Regions from separate parts of the Homo sapiens genome. Here region 2 is linked to region 1. Evidence: chromatin contacts called from ENCODE Hi-C or POLR2A ChIA-PET data. All regions are on one chromosome and are shown on one strand. Each heading gives the region's core, a stretch centred on a gene start or an enhancer-like site at or near the end of the contact. The rest is flanking DNA. Distances are from core to core; before and after follow the strand shown. Region 1 overlaps TP73 (tumor protein p73). Region 2 holds the start of LRRC47 (leucine rich repeat containing 47).

Region 1 (6,793 bases), core at 2,314-4,813:
GGCTAGCCCAGAGTCCTCCCGGGGCCACCCCTCCTGCTCTGGCCCAGTTAGCCCAGCGAAGGTGGCTGAGGCTAGCCCAGAGTGCCTCCCAGGGGGGCCCCCAGCTCTGGCCAGCCAAGCGCACTCACAGAGAGCTCCAGAGGTGCTCAAACGTGGTGCCCCCATCAGGGGAGGTGGCGGTGGACTGGGCCATCTTCCCCACGCCGGCCTCCGAGGGCAGCTCGCTCTGCAGGAAGGAAGGAATGACACCTGAGCACCCTGGGAACTCGTGCTCTGTCCTCCTGTGACAGCCTCGGTGGGGGCGGCAGGCAAGTGGGCCTGCCTGGGGCATCCCTGGAGCAGGTGCCCCCGCCTTGCCCTCCCTGTGCCCTCTCCACTGTCATTTCGTCCACCCTGTTCCCCGCGGCTGGAAACCGAAGGCCAGGTGGGCAGCTCTGCCTTGGAGGTGGCGGGCCTGGATCAGACCCATCCGTGGGGGTGCCCTGGGCAGGCAGGAGCTTCTCAGAGCCGTCGCCTTGGAAGAGGGGGTGACAGCAACACCCGCTCCTGGGGCTGCCTTGAGGGCCTTCAGGAGAGCAGACTCTTTGAGATGCTTGGGCCGGGACAAGCGTGTGAGGCCTGTGGTCTGTTATGATCCACTGTGTCTAGGTTTGGCCTGGGGGATGCTTGGGCCGGAACAAGTGTGTGAGGCCTGTGGTCTGTTACGATCCCCTGTGTCTGGGTTTGGCCTGGGGGATGCAGCCAGGTTTGGGGTCTCCCTGATGCCCGGGACCTGGAGGTGGCTCCGGTCCCGGTCACCCCATCTTGGGAACAGCGTGTGTGAGGGCTGCGCTGGAGGCTGCAGCCAAGCCCCCGGCTAGAGCCTAGCTGTGCCCACTGCTGCAGGACACAGACGCCCCCTCGCCTTCTGAGCTGGGGCTCCTTCCTGCACCCCAGGGCCACAGGGAAGCCTGGCAAGGCTGGGAACTTGAAGCTGCCCTGTCCTGCAGCCGGCCACTGCCTGGGTGGTCACGCCTTGAGAAGGAGACACCCAGGGATTGGAGAGCTCTGACCCCAGCGCCCGTCCGCTGGTCTTTGTCTCCACCATTGCTCCCCTGAGAACCCCTGGGCCCAGCTCCCAGTGGCCCTGGACACCCATGAGGAGGTGGCAGTGTCCAGGCAGAGCACAGCTGGGGGAGGGGACAGGGAAACCCGAGCCCACCCTGCCCACAGCCCCCAGCCCCGGCTGAGGTGACCTCTCCCCTGGGCCAGCCTCCCAGGTCCTCGGTGAGGTGCTATGGGACAGGCTTGGCCACCGCCCTGCAATGCTCAGGCAGGCAGGCCTGGACCTGCCCACGGCCAGCGGGGGTGCAGGCCATGGCCTGGAACCTGTCGTTTTTGTCCTTCCCCAGGCAGGCGGGAGCTGATAGAAGCCTGTGGCTGCCACGTGCCGGGCCCTGGAGAAGTGGCACAGGCCAGGCTGAGGGGCGGTCCGTGAGCCATGATGGCCTGGGACAAGCAGCTTAGAGGGTGCTGGCCCAAGCCACCTCTCCCAGGTGGGCGTGACCGCTCCATCCACTTTTCAGGAGCCCCAAGGCTCAGAGGGGTTAAGTGACTTGTGTGAGGTCACACGGCTGTAAGTGCTGGTGATGAATGCTCCAGGGGCTCTTAGAATTAGAAGTTAATTTGGTTGCCCTGCCCCACCCCACTTCACCATCACGTGGCCAGGTGGGTGTGCCCTTGCAGGCCTCCGATCCTGGGCTGGGCTAAAACCCCAGTGGAGCTGAGGGTGTGCATGGGGACCGCACCATTCCGTTAATTTAAAATGGGAGAGTGTGACAGGAAGCAGAACCGCAGGTCCAGCTGAGGCTGGCACAGGGCCCCGGGGGAGAGCAGAACCCGCCCTTGCCCATACCCCACGGTGGGTCCCTTTGGGCTGAGCAGTATGAGTAGGGTAGCCTCTTGGTGCAGGTATGTGGGCCAAGGCTGGGTGGGCACAAGTGAGGGGTCCCAGGCATGTTTCCTGAAGGGCAGGAGCACTGGAGGGGCTGGACTCGGAGGAAAGAAATTCCCTTAGATCCAAGAGGACAAGCCTGGGAAGGTTTTGCCGCCAGAGGCCTCTGGGTCGCATCCCCTTCATTTTGTAGATGGGCCACCTGAGTCCAGAGATGGAAATGGACTTGCCATCCACAGCAGGTGGATGACAAAATCCCAGCTCCCTTCACAGCAGCACCATTCCTGGTAGCTGAACGGTGCACATAGCCCAGACGCCCATCAGCAGAGGGCCGGGCACAGGAGATGTGGTGCCAGCAAGCAATGGAACATTACGCGGCCATGAAAAGGAACGAAGCTCTGACATGCTACAGCGTGGGTGAGACCTGAAAACCTCATGCTCAGGACACATGACCTCATCTGTCAGCCTGTGAGCTGTCCCCTCCCAAGGCTAAGGTGGGACAAAGACAGAGAGAGACAGAGACAGAGAGACAGAGAGAAACAAGGACAAAGAGAGACAGAGACATAGAGACAGGGATAGAGACAGGAAGAGAGAGACAGAGAGAGAGAGACAAGGACAAAGAAAGAGAAAGACAGGAAGAGAGACAGAGAGACAGGGACAAAGAGAGAGACAAAGAGAGACAGAAAGAGACAGGGAAAGAGATAGAGAGAGACAGGAAGAGAGACAGAGAGACGGAGAGAGACAAAGGCAGAGAGAGACAGGGACAAAGAGAGACAGAGAGATACAAGGACAAAGAGAGACAGAGACAGAGACAGAGAGACAGGGACAAAGAGAGACAAAACAGAGAGACAAGGACAAAGAGAGACGGAGAGAGACAAAGGCAGAGAGAGACAGGGACAAAGAGAGACGGAGAGAGACAAAGGCAGAGAGAGACAGGGACAAAGAGAGACAGAGAGATACAAGGACAAAGAGAGAGAGAGACAGAGACAGAGAGACAGGGACAAAGAGAGACAAAACAGAGAGACAAGGACAAAGAGAGACAGAGAGTGAGAGAGACAGAGACAGGGAGAGACAAGGACAAAGAGAGACAGAGAGATGGAGAGAGACAGAGACAGAGAGACAGGGAGAGAGACAGAGAGAGATGGAGAGAGACAGGGAGACAGAGACAGACAGAGACAGACAGAGAAACAGAGGGAAAGAGAGAGGGACAGGGAGACAGACAGCGTGGGAGCCGACGGCATCCCGCCGCACCCCTACTGGAGGTCCAGGGGTTCCGTGAACAGGTGTGCACGGGGCATCCCTCCGCGCAGGGCTCAGGGCTCACAGGAACTGGTCGGCAAAACATGATTTGTGATCTTATGCCTGGGACATGGGCGTTGGCTGTATTTTCAAGTCGGCATCCTGTGAACTCCCCCTGAAGCGACACCCTCTCTTCCCACTGAACCCTGAATGAGGAACAGCGACCCTTCTTGTCAGCGCGCCTCTGCCTGCCGGAGACCCAGCTTCCACATCCCCTGACCGGCACCCACTGTGCACTGCAGGACACCAGCTTGGCCTCTCATCCCTGCCTGGGCACAGGACAGAGGCCAGCGAGCGTGGTCGTGGGTCCCCGATCCCACCCGTCCGGCCCTCCAGGCTCACAGGACAGGCCACCACCAGGAGCATGTGGGGTGGGAAAGGGGCTTCCTCCACGCCAGGAGTTGGGTCCCCAAACATCCCCAGGCCTGTTTGCCTGAGATGTGGGCAGTGGGCCTCCAGGTGCAGGCGTGTGGACCAGCCGGAAGCCCTGGGCAGATGCATCTTCCAGGACACCCCTCCCCACAGTGGGGCTGGGGCAGGGCCCAGGAATCTGCCCCTTTAACAAGCCTCCAGGGGAGTCATGAAGAGCCTGGGACAGGCCCCCTGAGGAGGACACTGTCATGAGGGCCAGCCTTGCCACTGCTCGGGGCCCTGCTGCAGCCACCGGCCTCCCCCATGGGAATCGGGTTCCTCATTAGCCAAAACCAGGACCCGGAAACCTGCCCAGACTTAAAGCACACGGAGGAACTTGAACCGGAAGCCACGAGATGCCTGATTCCCAACTTCCTGGGAAAACGCCAACGCTGGTAGCATTGGTCCCAGGGCCCCACAGGAACACTGCTCACAGGCACAGGCGCCAGGCAGGGGCTCCCCCAACCGGCCTCACACACCTGAGCTGATGACTGGCTCCGCAGGCATCTGGGAGTACTGGGCATGAGGAACAGGAAGCTCTGTTGGGGGTGCAGGGACGCTGCGCTGGGGCAGGGGGAGTATGTGCCCTCTGCCCACAGCCGCCTTTCAGGCAAGGATCCCAGTGGCGAGAAAAATAAGTCAATTCTAATAAAATGGCCTTTCAATTAAATCCAATTTTCCCAACCATTTGCCTTTTAATTTGAAAATTCGTTCACAAGGGGATCACGGTTCTGGGACAAAACAGAAATTGCTTTTGAAACGTTGCCAATAGTTTTAAAAATCATGTGTATCAATGGGGAAAGGAGACCAATTTCATAAGACATCTTTAGGAAGTTTTATCAACATCATAAAATGCAAATACATTATTGGAAGTGTAGGTTTTTCTAAGAAGATTTAGTCTAGGAGGGATGGGCTGGGTGCAGTGGTTCATAACTGTAATCCCAACACTTTAGGAGGCCAAGGAGGGAGGATTACTTGAGCCCAAGGGCTTGAGACCAGCCTGGGCAACACAGGGAGACCTCAGCTCTCCAAAAACTTAAAAAAATATTAGCTGGGCATGAGGGCGTGATGGCATGTGCCTGCAGTCCAAACCACGCAGGGTGCTGAGGTGGGAGAATCACTTGAGCCCAGGGGCTCGAGGCTGCAGTGAGCCATGATTGCACCACTGCACTCCAGTCTGGGCAACAGAGCTAGACCACAACTCTAAAAAAAAAAAAAAAAAAAAGGGAAGGAAGGAAATGAAATAAATGAGTTCTCAGTTGTAACAGGGGCGTCCAGTGTGTATTACCACAGGTCTTGCAGTGGAAGGCTTTGTGTGGCCACAGCATTTGGGGGTGGTCATTGGGGAGCTGCTGGCCGGCACCCCCCCAGCCCTGGCACCATCAAGTCAGGGCACAGAGTTGCAAAGGACAGTTGTGCTGGGTGTTCCTGGTTACGCTGTAGCCAGGCTGTAGGCTGCTGGCACACCCAGGAAGCAGGGCACCTCGACCCTGCCCCAACTTCCATGAGGCCTCAGACAAGTCCCCTCCCTTTGCCAGGCTGGAAAGGTGACCAGCGTTCCAAGTCCTACAGTGCCCACAGCAGTGGGAGCAGGACAAAGACCAGCCACCGAGGGCCCTCCGGCAAACCCAGACCTCAGCCTGCTTGGATCCTCAACTCCAGGGGCCGCTGTACCAGCTGCACCACAGGGAGAGCCCCCACACACGTGTGACTCAGAACAGGAAAGGAACTCACACCAGCAATTAGGCCCCCACAGCTTCCCCGGGACCCACGGAGCACAGGTGGGCTGGGGAGGGGACTGTGTGGCCCAGAAAACCAGCCTGCCCAAGCTCCCTGGAGCTGAAAACAAGGCTCTCTGATGACTTCTCGGTTTGACTCAGGGCCTTCTGAGGTCTCAGCCTAGGGGTTCTCACCAGGGGCAGTTCCACCCCCAGAGGATATTCCCATGTGGGGACATTTTCCACGGGGTCAGAGGGTGCTGTGGAATCTAGTGTGCAAGACAGGGATGCTGCTTAGCACCCTACGTTGCTCAGGGCAGCTGCCCACAGCAGAACGCACGCCCAGCTGTCGGGGCCGTGGCGGAGAGGGGGTGCTGTGCCATGGCTCCGAGCTGAGGCTGGCCAGGCACTTTGCAGGGCCTCAGGCTCACACGCCAACCCTGCCCCAGTTCAGAGATGAGCAAGTGGAGGCCAGGAGGCCCAGTGGCTGGCCCAAAGCTACTGAGGGCTGAGGAGCTGGGACTCCAGCCAAGCCCAGGTCCTCTGATGGCCTGGCCGCACCCGAATGCTCCCCTCTGCCCTGTGGGGAGGAGTCCGCAGCCGGTGAGGGGCTCTCAGCCTCTCTCATCTCACCCTGCCCAACCCCTCTGGCCTCGTCTTCCATAGCTTCCCACGAAAGCCACAGCCCCCTGTCCCCCTGCCCTGTCCCAAGCATTCCCTCCCTGTCCCCAAGCATCCCCTCCCTGTCCCCTGTTCCTCTGTCCTCTCCCTGTCCCCCTGTCTCCCTGTCCCCCATAGGTTCCTTCCCTGTCCCCTTTCCCTTTGTCCCCTAGCCCCCCATCTTCTATCCCCTCCCTGTCTGCATCCCTCTGTCCCCTCCCCATCTCCTGTTTCTCTGTCCCCTCCCTGTCCCTTGTCCCCATAGATCCCTGCCCTATCCCCATGGGTCCCCTCCCTGTTCCCTGTCCCTTTGACCTCTCCTTCTCCCATCCTCTGTCCCCGTCCTAGCTCCTGTTTCTGTGTCCCCTCCCTGTCCCCGTCCTCCTGTCCCCTCCTTGTCCCCCATCCTCTGTCCCTCCCCGTCTCCTGTCCCTCTGTCCTCTCCCTATCTCTTGTCCCCATGGGTGCCCTCCTTGTCCCCTGTCCCCAGTCCCCACATGCCTGGCTATGTGCTCTCTGTGTTCAGCCTTTGTCTACCACCCCCTTCCTGCCCTCCCATCTCATCCCTATCTCTCCAGGCCAGGCCAGGACCCAGCCTCCTCTAGGAACCCCGTCTCCGGCTGACGCCCCATCCTCTCCCCTCACCACCTGACAGGAGGTGGGAGACCAGACATTTCCTTGGCCATGGGCCCACAGGTAAGGCCTCGTCAGTTCCCCAACCCCTTCCACCTCTGCCCAGGCCTGGGGCAGACAGGGCTCCACAACCACCTTT
Region 2 (6,793 bases), core at 2,158-4,657, 120 kb before region 1:
CATGGCTGGGCTCATGCCTCCAAGAGACCCTCTGTCTTCTGGGCTGAGTGAGAGGTTTTGGAAGGAAAACTTGGTGTGGGAAACATGTGGGGGTGGTGCAGGAGGATGCAGAAGGGTGCAAGGGGGTGCAGGGGGGTGCAGGGCTGCATGTCTTGTTCCGAAGGTGATCTCGAGTAACACCCTGTCTGAAGGTCCAGCTTGCATCATCCTGACTTTGGCCCAGTAGTGGTGGGCTCACTCTTCCTAACTGCCCCAGAGCAGTAGGATCCACATCTGGGTCTCTGAGCCTGGTTTCCTTCAAAATTAGCCCCTGGAAGTTCTTTTTTTTTTTTTTTTTTTTTTTTTTTTTTTTTTGAGATGGAGCCTCCCTCTGTTGCCCAGGCTGGAGTGTAATGGTGCAATTTCAGCTCAGTGCAACTTCTGCCTCCTGGGTTGAAGCTCCTGCCCTAGCCTCCAAGTAGCTGGGATCACGGGCGCCCACCACCCCACCTGGCTAATTTTTGTATTTTTAGTTAAGACGGGGTTTCACCATGTTGGCCAGGCTGGTCTTGAACTCCTGACCTCAGGTGATCCGCCTGCCTCAGCCTCCCAAAGTGTTGGGATTACAGGAGTGAGCCACCGCGCCCGGCCTGTAAATGGTTTTTGTTTTTTTCTTTGTTTATTTATTTATTATCAGAGTTGATTCTCTCCTGGATCAGGAAAAAGGCCTAGCAAAGCAAGGATACTATCTTCAGAATGTGGATTTCCCCCACAATAGGCAGCCTTGCAGGATTGTTTTAAGATACAGCAAGGAAATATAATTTGGGGTAAAATACTTCAATTTCCTTCAGGGCCTTGATCAGTCACATAATGCTCTACTAGAAACAGGCTAGAATTTGGTATCATTGCTACAAAGAGTCAGCTTTGTCAGTCTTTTATTGTTGTTGTTATTTTGAGATGGAGTCTCGCTCTGTCACCCAGGCTGGAATGCAGTGGTGCAATCTTGGCTCACTGCAACCTCCGCCTCCTAGGTTTAAGCAATTCTCCTGCCTCAGCCTCCCGAGTAGCTTGGATTACAGGCGCCCGCCACCATGCCCAGCTAATTTTTGTATTTTTAGTAGGGATGGGTTTTCACCATGTTGGTCAGGCTGGTCTCAAACTCCTGACCTCAAGTGATCCACCCGCCATGGCCTCTCAAAGTGCTGGGATTACAGCCATGAGCCACCACACCTGGCCTGGCTTTGTCAGTCTTAAAGTCTGTGTTGATATTAATGATGGTCAGGTGGGCCTGAATTCCCAAAGGGAGGAGAATATAATGAGGCATGTCCAACCCCTACCCCTCCACATCCGACCCTTCCCATCATGGCCTGAACTAGTTTTTCAGATTAACTAGGGAATGCCCTTGGCCCAGAGGAGGGGTCCACTCAGATGGTTGGGGGGCTTAGAATTTTATTTTATTTTTATTTATTTATTTTGAGACGGAGTCTCACTCTGTCGCCCAGGCTGGAGTGCAGTGGCGCAATCTCCGCTCACTGCAAGCTCCGCCCTCTGGGTTCTTGCCATTCTCCTGCCTCAGCCTCCCGAGTAGCTGGGACTACAGGCGCCTGCCACCAAGCCCGGCTAATTTTTTTTGTATTTTTAGTAGAGACGGGGTTTCACCGTGTTCACCAGGATGGTCTCGATCTCCTGACCTGGTGATCCGCCCGCCTCGGCCTTCCAAAGTGCTGGGATTACAGGCATGAGCCACCGTGCCCAGCCTCTAGAATTTTATTTTTTGGCCAGGTTTGGTGACTCACACCTGTAATCCTAGCAATTTGGGAGGTTGAGGCAGGTGGATTGCTTGAGTTCATGGGTTTGAGACCAGCCTAGGCAACATGGCAAAACCCCAGCTCTACAAAAAATACAAAAATTAGCCAGGCGTGGTGGCACATGCCTGTGGTACCAGCTACTCAGGGGCTGAGGTGGGAGGATCACTGGAGCCAGGGAAGTTGAGGCTGCAATGAGCCGAGCTGGAACCACTGCACTCCAGCCTGGGTAACAGAGCAAGACTCTGTCTCAATAAATAAATAAATAAATAAATAAGAATTTGGGGGCTGGGTGCGGTGGCTTGTGCCTGTGAGCCCAGCACTTTGGGGGGCTGAGGCGAGCAGATCACCTGAGGTCAGGTGTTCGAGACCAGCCTGGCCAACATGGCGAAAACCGGTTAATATAAAAATTATATTAACACGGTTAATATAAAAATTAACCGGCCACGGTGGCATGCACCTGTAGTTCCAGCGGGAGGCTGAGGCAGGAGAATTGCTTGAACCCAGGAGGCGGAGGTTGCAGTGAACCAAGATAGCATCACTGCACTCCAGCCTGGGTGACAGAGCGAGACTCCGTCTCAAGAAAAAAAAAAGAATTTTGGTTTTGGTTTACACCACTCAAAAGTGCAGGAATTCCAAAACAAGCCGGTCGGGGCACAGTAGAGCACAGACTCTGGCTCCTCCATCCGCCCGCACCCCACCCTGTGAAAGGAAAATAAATCTCAAAACCCCACAATCACTAAGTCAAAGGAAAAAGTCAAGCTGGGAACTGCTTCGGGCAAATCGGCCTCCCGTCTTATTCCTAAATAAGATAGTTACAAATACATATTTTTAAAGCTACACACCTCCCTCACAATTTGCCCACAAAGAAATTCTCTGTGGGCCTCAAGATCTTTACCCTAAAACAGTTCTGTTGAATTTCACCCTGGCAATGCAAATTGATAGCTTCCCTTCACAGGTGCGAGACAAAGGACTGAACTCAAAGCCATCCCTCTGCTCACCTAGACAAATGCATATCTGATCGCTTCCTTTGCTCTACTGTTTACGTAGAAATGAAGATTCAGTAAGCCAGACTAAAGCATAAGCGACTATTCCTCTACCCGCGTCTCACATGCATAATAAATTGTGCAGTCAGCGAAAGGCTGAACAAAGACTCAAAAGAATGCACCCTCCGGTCTCTTCTCTACCTGTGACCTGAAAGCCCTCTCCTGGAATTGTCCAGCCTTTCTGGGCTGAACCAAGGTACACTCGCACGTGTTGATTGATGTCTCACGTCTCCCCAAAATGTACAAAACCAAGCTGCATCCCAACTTCCCTGGGCACCATCGTCACGATCTCCTAGGGTTGTGACACTGGCGTGTCCTTAACCTTGGCAAAATAAACTTTTTACATTTCATTGAGTCCTGTCTCAGATATTTTTGGGTTCATAACCCCCACCCTCACCCCTACCCGCGGAGAGAGCGAGCCGCTCTCCAGCCCCTCCCCGGCTCTACGCAGGAGAGGCCACTCTCCTCTATGGCACGCGCGGCGGCACTCTAGCAGCCAGGTGGCTTCTCTATGGGCTTTTCCGGCACAGGTCGGAAGTGGCGCGCGCTGCCCCGGAAGCACCCTGGTGGGTGGGTGCCTGCCAGCAGCTGAGGCGCCATGGCGGCGGCAGCGGTGTCAGAGTCTTGGCCGGAGCTGGAGCTGGCTGAGCGCGAGCGGCGGCGGGAGCTGCTGCTGACGGGGCCCGGGCTGGAGGAGCGAGTGCGGGCGGCGGGTGGGCAGCTGCCGCCGCGGCTTTTCACCCTGCCGCTGCTGCACTACTTGGAAGTGAGCGGCTGCGGGAGCTTGCGCGCGCCGGGGCCTGGCCTGGCGCAGGGCCTGCCGCAGCTGCACAGCCTCGTGCTGCGGCGCAACGCGCTGGGGCCCGGCCTGAGCCCCGAGCTCGGGCCGCTGCCTGCCCTTCGGGTGCTCGACCTGTCGGGCAACGCGCTGGAGGCGCTGCCGCCGGGCCAAGGCCTGGGCCCCGCCGAGCCGCCGGGCCTTCCGCAGCTGCAGAGCCTCAACCTCAGCGGCAACCGGCTGCGCGAGCTGCCAGCCGACCTGGCGCGCTGCGCCCCGCGCCTGCAGAGCCTCAACCTCACCGGCAATTGCCTAGACTCCTTTCCCGCCGAGCTCTTTCGCCCCGGCGCGCTGCCCCTGCTCAGTGAACTGGCGGCTGCTGACAACTGCCTCCGAGAACTCAGCCCCGACATCGCCCACCTGGCCTCGCTCAAGGTCAGCGGGGGCTGCCCGGGCGGGGCGGGATGGGGCCTTGGAGTAGCCCTGGAGAAGGAACCCCTCTCGGGGCCGAGCAGTTCCTAGTGACGCCCCCTGGGGCACTGGGCCCAGGGAATTCCTACAAGGCTGAAAGGAGCCAGCTGCGGGGGGCATCACCCCTGGGAAGCAGATGCCGCCTTCCAACTCCCCCTTCTCCTGGCCACACCAACATACTAGGTGGCCTCTGAACTCCCCCGCATTCTGTTAACTGGACTTTTACACGTGGTACGCTATTTTGTAATTGTTAGCAAACCTGGCTTCTCCTGTAGATCGAGCGTAGAGACCTGTCTTTTTTGTATCTAGTACTTGTGAAGTGACTTGAGAGTGAGTCTGGTGGTGAAGGGGGCACCCTGGATTTTGCATAATGCCACATGCTGTGATCTTGAAGATTATATTTCACTTCATCCTAATAGCAGCTTTCCAAGGTAGGGGTGGTTATTCCTGTTTTACAGAAAGCCAAAGGGCCTGCCCAAAGTAAGCAGCAGGTAACTTGGGTTTTTCTCCAGACTATATTGTCCAGCGTCTGTTTACTAATTAATCTTGGATCCCCAGGCCCCGCGATAATGCTTGGCCTATAACAGGTGCCCATTGAATCTGTTGCCTAAAAGAAAGTAGGGAAGCCACATGGCAGAACCACGACCTAAACCCAGCCAGATGTTCTCTCCATCTTCTCTTTTGGTTTCATCCTTAAGGCAGTCCTGCATTTCTTCCCCCATTTTTCGTCTTTGAATTTATGCAGACATTTCTTTTTTTTTTTTTTTTTTTTGAGATGTAGTCTGGTCCTGTCACCCAGGCTGGAGTGCAGTGGCGCGATCTCGGCTCACTTCAACCTCCGCCTCCCGGGTTCAAGCGGTTCTTCTGCCTCAGCCTCCTGAGTAGCTGGGCTTACAGGCGCACACCACCACGCCCGGCTAACTTTTGTGTTTTTAGTAGAGACGGGTTTCACTGTGTTGGTCAGGCTGGTCTCGAACTCCTGACCTCATGTGATCCGCCTGTCTCGGCCTTCCAAAGTGCTAGGATTACAGGTGTGAGCCACCGCGCCTGGCCTATGTGGACATTTCTTAATAAAATACGTATACACTTTAGCAGCTTATCTATTTATTTGCTGTAGCAATTCCTCAAGACATTGCAACTCATTTTACAAGTAACATATCTATATAAGGATATATAGACAAACCCTGGCCGGGCGCGGTGGCTCACACCTGTAATCCCAGCACTTTGGGAAGCTGAGGCGGGCAGATCGCTTGAGGTCACACCACCAGCCTGGCCAACATGGTGAAACCCCATCTCTACAAAAATACAAAAATTAGCTGGGCCTGGTGGCGCGTGCCTGTAGTCCCAGCTACTCGGGAGGCTGAGGTGGGAGGATCACTTGAGCCCAGGAAGTGGAGGTTGCAGTGAGCTGTGATACCAGCCTGAACAGAGCGAGACCCTGTGGCAAAAAAAACAAACCCACTGTAGAGTGACACATGGTTACTGATGTAACTGCCCAATGGGTTCATTTTATCCACTACCCGGATAGAGCTGATTTATCAGGGCAGGAGGGTTGCAATAGAGAAAGTTTTACACATGTAGAGCCAGCTAAAGTGGAGACTGGAGTTTTACTGTTATTATTATTGTTGTTTGAGATGGAGTCTCGCTCTGTCTCCCAGGCTGGTGTGCAGTGGTGCAACCTTGGCTCACTGCAAGCTCCGCCTCCCGGGTTCACGCCATTCTCCTGCCTCAGCCTCCCGAGTAGCTGGGACTACAAGCGCCCGCCACAACACCCAGCTAATTTTTCGTATTTTTAGTAGAGATGGAGTTTCACTGTGTTAGCCAGGATGGTCTCGATCTCCTGACCTCATGATCTGCCTGTCTTGGCCTCCAAGGTGCTGAGATTACAGGCATGAGCCACCGCGCCCGGCCGAGTTTTATTACTAAATCAGCTTCCCCAAAAATTTGGAGGCGGGGTTTTTCAAGGATAGTTTGGGGAAAGGGGAGGGTGGCTAGGCAACGGGTGCTTGCTGCTGATTGGTTGAGGTGCAATCATAGGGGTGTGGGAAACGGTCCTGCTTACTGAGTCACTTCTGGCTGGGGCTGCGGGGAGCTCTTTTTGGTTTCAGGTAGAGCCATTGATCAGACATGCAAAAACCCTGAAAAGACACAGCTCAGAAGGCCGGTCTTAGGTTCCACAGTGCTGCTAGTGCTGTTATCTGCAGGAGTCACTGGGGAAGTCGCATATCTTGTGACCTCCAGAAGAATAGCTGGCAGTTGTTTATGTCTACCCCTTAGCAGAATTCAGGTTCCTCCATCCTCCTATCCTCGTGGACCCTCATTAGCTTTACAAAGGCAGTTGAGTTTTACGGAAGGAGTATTATCATTTAAATTACAAATGTCTCCCAAAGTTAGCTTGGCCCAAGCCCAGGAATAATTAAAGGTAGTTTGAAGGGCCAGGCGCGGTGGCTCCTGCCTGTAATCCCAGCAGTTTGGGAGGCTGAGGCAGGCGGATCACCTGAGGTCGGGAGTTCTAAACCAGCCTGACCAACATGGAGAAACCCATCTCTAGCTGGGCATGGTGGCACATGCCTGTAATCCTAGCTACTCAGGAAGCCAAGGCAGGAGAATCGCTTAAACCCGGGAGGCGGAGGTTGCAATGAGCCAAGATGATACCATTGCACTCCAGCCTGGGCAACAAGAGCAAAACTCCATTTAAAAAAAAAAAAAGGTAG

What was found. A loop is a pair of places that touch in the nucleus more often than their neighbours do. ChIA-PET counts read pairs that join two places held with the same protein, here RNA polymerase II (POLR2A). Pooled maps may share reads with other maps.
Region 2: a loop to region 1 is called in a pooled map, with 8 times the contacts of the local background. The contact joins the promoter of LRRC47 here to the enhancer-like site in region 1. A Hi-C loop is called at or near these places in 7 of 37 single-sample maps with no recorded cell type and 5 of 50 pooled maps. POLR2A ChIA-PET finds 5 or more read pairs at or near these places in 3 of 52 experiments (MCF 10A, Panc1 and activated naive CD4-positive, alpha-beta T cell).

What each region holds. Positions count from the first base shown.
Region 1 is chr1:3,675,766-3,682,558 of GRCh38, reverse strand. TP73 (tumor protein p73) reads right to left here. Exons shown (of 14, transcript NM_005427.4): 2 at 129-226. The coding sequence starts at 193. Among named protein-coding and RNA genes, the nearest start is that of TP73-AS3, 10 kb to the right of the region's middle. RefSeq lists an enhancer at 1,135-1,870 and a silencer at 2,160-2,327. Within about 2 kb of position 3,563, at least 2 of the 41 ENCODE cell types and tissues checked have a DNase peak (open chromatin) inside an H3K27ac peak, as active enhancers do.
Region 2 is chr1:3,793,112-3,799,904 of GRCh38, reverse strand. It overlaps LRRC47 (leucine rich repeat containing 47), which reads left to right and starts at 3,407. Exons shown (of 7, transcript NM_020710.3): 1 at 3,407-4,043. The coding sequence starts at 3,429. RefSeq lists enhancers at 3,226-3,520, 5,861-6,539 and a silencer at 3,636-3,845.